Linked DNA regions of Homo sapiens: region 1 is linked to region 2. Evidence: read pairs that join two places in POLR2A ChIA-PET (ENCODE). Cell type or tissue: B cell. All regions are shown on one strand. Region 1 overlaps RAD54L (RAD54 like). Region 2 overlaps MAST2 (microtubule associated serine/threonine kinase 2).

Region 1 (4,000 bases), 450 kb before region 2:
TAGCCCCAATGAGATTGAGGCCACAGCCCCCAGCTTTGCTGCTCAGCATGAAGACAAAGTCAGGGCTCTGGAAAGAGAAGAAACAGGAGAAAAGGAACCTCTTATAGCCTAAACTGGGATCCTGCTCAGCCCAACCAGCTCCTCCCTCATGCCTCTATACTACTCAGTACCAATTGTGAAAACCACCAGTTTATCTGCTCACCAGCCAGCCAATCCCAACACACACAGTCAGTTTCCAGCCCAGCCATCACCAACCAGACAAATCCTACTATATCCACTAGGGGAATTAAAAAAAAAAAAAATCAAGGTAACCCCTTATAGCTTCTCTATCATTCCTTAATTCTGATGATACTGCATTGGTGGTGTGGGGACGGGGATGTGCATTTACCGATGGACTATTGAAGCGTTCTACAACCTTGGCTCGCTTCTTAATGGACATCGTGCCATCCAGGCGGACGTATAAGTACCTGAAGGGGGATTCGAGACCCAAGAAAATAAAGCTTCAATGATTAGGGGGAAAAAAAATTAAAAATAAAAATTTTTTTAAAAAGACCCAAGAAAGCAGAGTCCCTTGGAGAGCCACTGAAGGGACTGAAATAACCATGCTTGAGGCCCTAAGCTCCCAAAGGCAGGGGCAGGGAGCTAGAGGCCAAGACTCTTTCCTAAGGGAGTACCTGAAGGACTAGGGGATCTTCTACTTGGAGATAGAGCTGAGGCCATCATAGCAATAAGGGAAGATATCTCCAGGGAAAGCCCTTATGTGCCCAGATCTTGGCCCACATCCACAAATCAGAACTAGACAGACAGTAGGGGAGGGGTATATCCCCCTTTGGCATCCTGGTTAGGATCTTCCCTACCTTCGGGCACGGCACAGCTTCTCAAAGAGATCCAAAGTCTGGGTGTAATTCGACACCAGCACTACTTTGTCACTGCTACGGCTTCGGGTCACCGCCAGAATATAATCCAGGACCAGCATCTTACCTGGGAAGAGCAGCAACCAGCAGTCCCCTACTGGCTGTCCCAATGGCCCAGGCTTCTTACTCTTGATATCCTGCCTTGAAACAGGACAGCCCTAGCACAAAAAAAAATCTCCCACCCTCCTCCTAGAGAAGCCCAAATACTGGTAGGAAAAGGGTCACCTGACAGCTGGGGCTCCAGGGCCTTAGAGCTGTAACCAGGAGGGAAGAGGTCCAAGGCACCCACAAAGCCATCCTCCTCTTCCACACACTTATCATAGATTAGAGCTGGATCTGGGAGAAAACAAAACAAAACCCAGATACTTTGCTTTCTGAAGTTTCCACTTCAGTGTTCACTAGAACTCCCTCTAGAAGCCTAGCCCAAAAGGCCTTCCTCAACATCAGACTTGCTTGATCTTCATCCTACCAAATTCCAACAGGATATAGTCGGTGCCATCTGGGACGATGGATGGACAATCTCACTCACTAATGTGTTCTCCCAACAAGAAGGGAGCTATAACAGAGCAGGCAAGGTTTCTTTGTTATTTTTCCTCCTGCCCAACATTGTATATGAGCGTGTGTACATGCAAGCACTCACAAACAGTCGACACATCCCAGGTCATCAAGCATGGGCTGGACAGAAGATGAGTTCAATTTTCCAAAGCAAAGGGTCTGGTAAACAGACTCCACAATGCAGGGTTCATGCCTTGGGTAGGGTTGGAATCACATGTGGCCTCTATGAGGATGACTCTGGACGAGTTTTAGTGAGGGTTGCCAGGCCACTACAGGAACCTACCCTCCCTTGCTCACTCTCACAGAGGACACCAGGACACAAGCCCAACTCACGATTACAAAGCTTCTTTAGCGAGGTGATGGAAGAAAGGGAAGACACACTCATCTTGCCCTCAAGCAATTCTTCTGCCGGTTTGGCTTGTCTCAGAAACCTCTTGTATAACTCAGTCTGAAGGGGTGTCAGCCTAAAAAAGGCAGCTGGGTCAGTGGAAAAAGCTAGACCACCCTCCTGCCCTCTGAGAACACCTTGAGAGCCCAGCCATGCTTCAGGAGCTAGGCTTTGACCCACTCCACATCTTTCAGTTGAGTTCAGTACCTACAACAAACGACCTGCTCAATCTTCACAGGCAGATATTTAGAAAGGATATCAGAAGTCCTCCGTATCAGGCATCTAGAGAAAACAGGATAAAAAGGCAAGAGGCTGGTAAAATTGCCATGCTAACTACTGGAATAAAAGCTACCACCCAAAGGACCAAGACTAGCCCTCTTTTACAGTATTAAATGTCAGAGACTCGGCCAGGCGCAGTGGCTCACGCCAGTAATCCCAGCACTTTGGGAAGCTGAGGCGGGCGGATCACCTGTGGTCAGGAGTTCAAGACCAGCCTGGCCAAAATGGAGAAACCCCATCTCTACTAAAAATACGAAAATTAGCCAAGTGTGGTGGCAGGCACCTGTAAACCCAGCTACTCGGGAAGCTGAGGCAGGAGAATCACTTGAACCCAGGAGGTGGAGGTTGCAGTGAGCCGAGATCGCCCCATTGCATTCCAGCTTGGGCAACAAGAGCAAGACTCCATCTCAAAAAAAAAAAAAAAAAAAAAAAAAAAAAAAAAAGTCATCAGACCTATGTCAAACACATCTGTATCAGGGTCTCAATTGTGGGAACAGAGACCTTCCAAACATGCTAGCTTAGACAGGCAGCACTTTCTCTTCCCCTTCAATAGGTTGCCTAGTCTTCAAGAGAAGACTGAGGCTTCCCATTGATACAGGAGCTCTAACAGGAAAAGCAAGTTGTAAATTACTAAGTCCTTAGGGGAGTTTCTGCTTGCATTTGTCCAAATGCCCGCTGCTACATGGCCCCAGGCTAAATGAAATTAAGCATAGACCTCCTGGGAAGACTATGAAGGATAGGTATCAGGCACCTAAGAAGCAGATCTTAAGAAAACACCAATTCTTCTTCCTGCCATCTAATTTTTTTTTTTTGAGACGGAGTCTTGCTCTGTCACCCAGGCTGGGGTGCAGTGGCGCAGCTCAGCTCACTCCAACCTCTGCCTCTCGAGTTCAAGCGATTCTCCAGCCTCTCCCTCCAGAGTAACCGGGACTACAGGTGCACCCCAACCACACCCAGCTAATTTCTGTATATTTAGTAGAGATGGGAGTTTCCCCATGTTGGCCAGGCTGGTCTCGAACTCCTTACCTCAAGTGATCCACTCGCCTCAGCTTCCCAAAGTGGTGGGATTATAGGCGTGAGCCACCATGCCCGTCCTGCCATCTAAAATTGGTAGGGAGAGGTAGCCAGGTAGCCAGGCAGTTGTTGGGAAGGGCAGGAGGACTCTTTAGAATGTAACCTATCAAGTGTGCATACCACCTCTGGACAAAGGAGTCCAGAATGTGCCTACCCTCTGGGTTATGTAACTCCCATGAAAAAGTCAGTCCCCTTAGCCTGGGAGCCACAACCACCTTTCAGATCTTCTCCTACCTGTCACAGAATGACTATGGGGCCTGGGAAGAGAAGCCTAATGTTTCGGGTCTGAGACCAACTGACAGGAAGCTTCTGAAATACTAGTAATGCTCCAAGGTATACTTTGCTCAAGAAGTCCAGCAGCATCAGAGAAAAGCTTCCTCAGCAGGCTGATAAACAGACCAAAACCAGACCACAGAGCCCAAGCCAGAAAGAAAGCAGGCACTTCACCTCCAAGACTCCCTTGTTTATTCAGTGGCCATAGTTAGGACACAGAACCCACTCCCTTCCTAGAATCCCAGCCTTTGAGGGCTCTAGAGAGGCAAAGCCCCCAAAGGATTGGCCATGGATGGTTTGGGAGGCAATTCTAATGACTTCGCTTAAGGTCATTACCTATTCACAATGCTGGTGAGCTCCCGCAGCCGCTCCTCTCCTAGCTGCCTGTCTGCCTCACTAGCAGCAGCGTCTCGACCCTTCAAAATTGGCAATTCAAAATGCTTCTTGAATTCATGGGCAGTCCCTAAACACAGGAGAGAAGGAAAACAGAAGAATGTGGAAAAGGAATGATTTTCCC
Region 2 (4,000 bases):
CCTGTAATCCCAGAACTTTGGGAGGCTGAGGTGGGTGGATCATTTGAGGTCAGGAGTTCAAGACCAGCCTGGCCAACATGGCAAAACCCCATCTCTACTAAAAATACAAAAATTAGCTGGGCGTGATGGCACGTGCCTGTAATCCCAGCTACTTGGGAGGCTGAGGCACAGGAATCGCGTGAACCTGGGAGGTGGAGGTTGCAGTGAGCAGAAATCACACCACTGCACTCCAGGCTGGGTGACAGAGCAACACTCTGTCACCAAAAAAAAAAAAAAAAAAAAGGTGAAGGTGAAACAATATATGAATATGGGAATTCTAGAAGAGAAGGGGGCAGTAAGAACATGTGAAGAGGCCGGGCACCATGGCTCACGCCTGTAATCCCAGCACTTTGAGAGGCCAAGGCGGGCAGATCATGAGGTTAGGAGTTTGAGACCAGCCTGGCCAACATGGTGAAACCCCGTCTCTAATAAAAATACAAAAATCAGCTGGCGTGGTGGTGCATGCCTGTAGTTCCAGCTACTCGGGAGGCTGAGGCACAGTTATGACTTGAACCCAAGAGGCAGAGGTTGCAGCGAGCCAAGATCCTGCCCTGCACTTCAGCCTGGGTAACAGAACGAGACTCTGTCTCAAAAAAAAAAAAAAAAAAAAAAAGAAGAAATAACATACCAAAACTTCCCAAATGTGATGACAGATACAAATCTACACATCCAAGAAGCTCCGTGACTTCTAAGCAGGTTAAATTCAAAAAGGTTCATATGGAGACACATGATAACCAAACTGTCAAAGCCAATGGCAAAGAAATAATATTCAAAGCAGCAAGAGAAAAGCAACTTGTCAAATACAGGAGATCCTGAATCAGACGAACAGCTCATATCTCATCAGAACTGTGGAGTCCAGAAGTGAGTAGGATGACATACGGAATTCTATCTTGAGCATAACTGTCCTTCAAAAATGAGGAAAAAATAAAGGCTGGGTGCAGTGGCTCACACCTGTAATCCCAACACTCTGGGAGGCCAAGGTAGGGAGATTGCTTGAGCCCAGGAGTTTGAGATCAGCCTGGGCAACATGGCGAAACTCTGTCTCTGCAAAACACATAAAAGTTAGCTGGGCATGGTGACATGTACCTGTGGTCCCAGCTACTCAGGAGGATGAGGCAAGAAAATTGCTTGAGCCCAGGAGGTCAACACTGCAGTGAGCCAAGATTGCACCACTACACTCCAGCCCGGGAAACAGAGCAAGACTCTGACTCAAAAAAAAAAAAAAAAAAAAAAAAGAGAAAGAAAGAGAAATTGAAATCGAGGCATTTTCAGATTAAGAAAAAAAAAAAAAAAAGCAGACAGAGTCCATCACCACTACATATGTTCTACATCAAATCCTAAAAGGCATCTTCAAGTTGAAATGAAAGGACACTAAACAGAAACTTAAGGCCATCTGAAAAAATGAAGATCCAAAAAATAAAAAATAAAGATCCCCAGCAAAGGTAACCATATGGACAAATATCACAGCCAGTATTATTCTATTTTTGTTTTTCAGCTCCACCTTTTTTCCCTATATGACTTAAAAGACAAAAGCATTAAAAAATTATAAATCTATGATATTTAGCACACAATGAATAAAGATGTAATCTGCCACAAAAACAACTTATCAAGGAAATGGAGCTATACAGGAATAAAGTTTTTGTATACTACAGAAGTTAAACTGGTACCATTTCAAACTAGACTGTTATAAATTTAGTATGTTACATGTAATCCCCATAGCAACCAAAAAAAAATTCTAAAAAACACACACAAAAGGAAGTGAGAAAAGATCCCCTTGATCCAGTTTTGCTTTGGTTGCCTCTGCATGTGGGGTATTTATTGCTCAAGAAATTTTTGCCCAAACCAATGTCCTAGCAAGTTTCCCCAAAGTTTTCTTTTAGTAGTTTCAGAGTTTGCAGTTTAAGATTTAAATCTTTAATACATTTTTGATTTTTGTATATGGGAAGAGATAGGGATCTAGTTTCACTCTTCTGCATGTAGATATCTGCATATAGATTTCCAGTTTTCCGAGAACCATTTATTGTACAGACTGTCCTTTTACCAAAGTATGTTCTTGGCACCTCTGTCAAAAACCAGTTCACTGTAAATGTATGGATTTATTAATGGGTTCTCTATTCCGTTCTATTGGTCTCTGTTTGTTTTTATGTCAGTACCATGTTGTTTTGGTTACCATAGCTTTCTAGTATCATTTCAAGTCAGGTAATGTCATTTCTCCAGTTTTCTTCTTTATGTTGAAGATAGCTTTGGCTATTCTGAGTCCTCTGTGGTTCCACGTAAATTTTAGAATTGTTTTTTCTATTTTTGTGGAGAATGTCATTGGTATTTTGAATATGGATTGTATTGAATCTGTAGATTGCTTTGGGTACTATGGACATTTTAATAGTGATTTTTCCAATCCATGAACATGAAATATCTTTTCATTTTTTTAATGTCCTCTTCAATTTCTTGCATCAGTGTTTAATAGTTTTCATTAGAGAGATCTTTCATCTCTTTGGTTAATCCCTAGGTATTTTATTTGCAGCTACTGTAAATGGGGTTACTTTTTTGATTTTTTCAGATTGTTCACTGTTGGCATACAGAAACACTACTGATCTCTGTGTGTTGACTTTGGATCCTGCAACTTTACTAAATTTATCAGTTCTAATAGTTTTTTGGTGAAGTCTTTAAGCTTTTGCCAAATATAAGATCAAATCATCTGCAAACAAGGATAATTTGACTTCTTTTCCAATTTGGATACCCTTTATTTCTTTTTCTTGTCTAATTACCATAGTTAAGACTTCCAGTACTACTAGGTTGGTACAAACGTAATTGCGGTGGTTTGCATGATTAGAATTTGTCATCTGATATTGGAATACATTCTTTTTTTTTTTTTTTTTGAGACAGACTTTGCTCTTGTTGCCCAGTCTGGAGTGCAATGGCATGATCTCGGCTCACTGCAACCTCTGCCTCCTGGGTTCAAGCGATTCTCCTGCCTCAGCCTCCCAAGTAGCTGGGATTACAGGTGTGTGCCACCATGCCTGGCTAAGTTTGTATTTTTAGTAGAGACAAGGTTTCACCATGTTGGTCAGGCTGGTCTCGAACTCCTGAACTCTGGTGATCCACCCACCTCAGCCTCCCAAAGTGCTGGGATTACAGGCATGAGCCACTATGCCCGGTCTTGGAATACATTCTTAAATAAATGTCATTATATTATACATCATTTTAATGTTCATTTTTTATGTTTTTTGGCTAGAGACTTATTTACTTGCTGTTTATGTTTTAGACTATGGGAATGAAGTTAGATAAAAAGCAAATATGAGCAATTTTTGAATAAGTTCAAAATGGGTCGTAAAGCAAAGGAGACAACTCACAACATCAACAATGCATTTGGAGAGGAACTGCTAACAACTGTACAGTGCAGTGGTGGTTCAAAAAGTTTTGCAAAGGAGGCAAGCCTTGAAGGTGAGGAGTGTAGTGGCCGACCATCGGAAGTTCACAACGACCAATTGTGAGCAATCATCTCTTAGAACTACACAAGAAGTTGCCGAAGAACTCAACATCGACCATCCTACAGTCATTCAGCATTTGAAGCAAATCGAAAAGGTGAAAAAGCTCGTTAAGTGGGTGCCTCATGAGCTGAGTGAAAATCAAATAATCATCATTTTGAAGTGTCATCTTCTCTTATTCTACAGAACAATGAACCACTTCTCGATCACACTGTGACATGCAAGGAAAAGTGGACTTTATATGACAACCTGTGACAACCAGCTCAGTGGCTGGACTGAGAAGAAGCTCCAAAGCACTTCCCAAAGCCAAACTTGCATCAAATAAAGGTCACGGTCACTGTTTGGTGGTCTGCTGTCAGTCTGATCCACTACAGCTTTCTGAACCCCAGTGAAAGCATAACATCTGAGAAGTATGCTCAGCAATCTTAATGAGATGCACCAAAAACTGCAACGCCTGACACCAGCATTGGTCAACA

The links. Peaks named below come from ENCODE experiments on the same cell type or tissue, not always from the same donor. Only the 100,000 strongest peaks of a DNase experiment are listed, where the experiment ranks them.
Region 1: POLR2A ChIA-PET joins it to region 2 with 5 read pairs; 2 of 35 experiments call an interaction of 5 or more read pairs at or near these places.

The regions. Positions count from the first base shown.
Region 1 is chr1:46,270,605-46,274,604 of GRCh38, reverse strand. RAD54L (RAD54 like) reads right to left here. Exons shown (of 18, transcript NM_003579.4): 10 at 3,820-3,946; 11 at 2,065-2,139; 12 at 1,803-1,933; 13 at 1,140-1,250; 14 at 858-981; 15 at 389-467; 16 at 1-67. Among named protein-coding and RNA genes, the nearest start is that of RAD54L, 25 kb to the right of the region's middle. In B cell, no CTCF peak of the experiment used is centred here; no DNase peak of the experiment used is centred here.
Region 2 is chr1:45,818,168-45,822,167 of GRCh38, reverse strand. All of the region lies in intron 1 of MAST2 (microtubule associated serine/threonine kinase 2), which reads right to left. Among named protein-coding and RNA genes, the nearest start is that of MAST2, 17 kb to the right of the region's middle. In B cell, no CTCF peak of the experiment used is centred here; a DNase peak (open chromatin) is centred at 1,777; H3K27ac peaks cover 436 bases.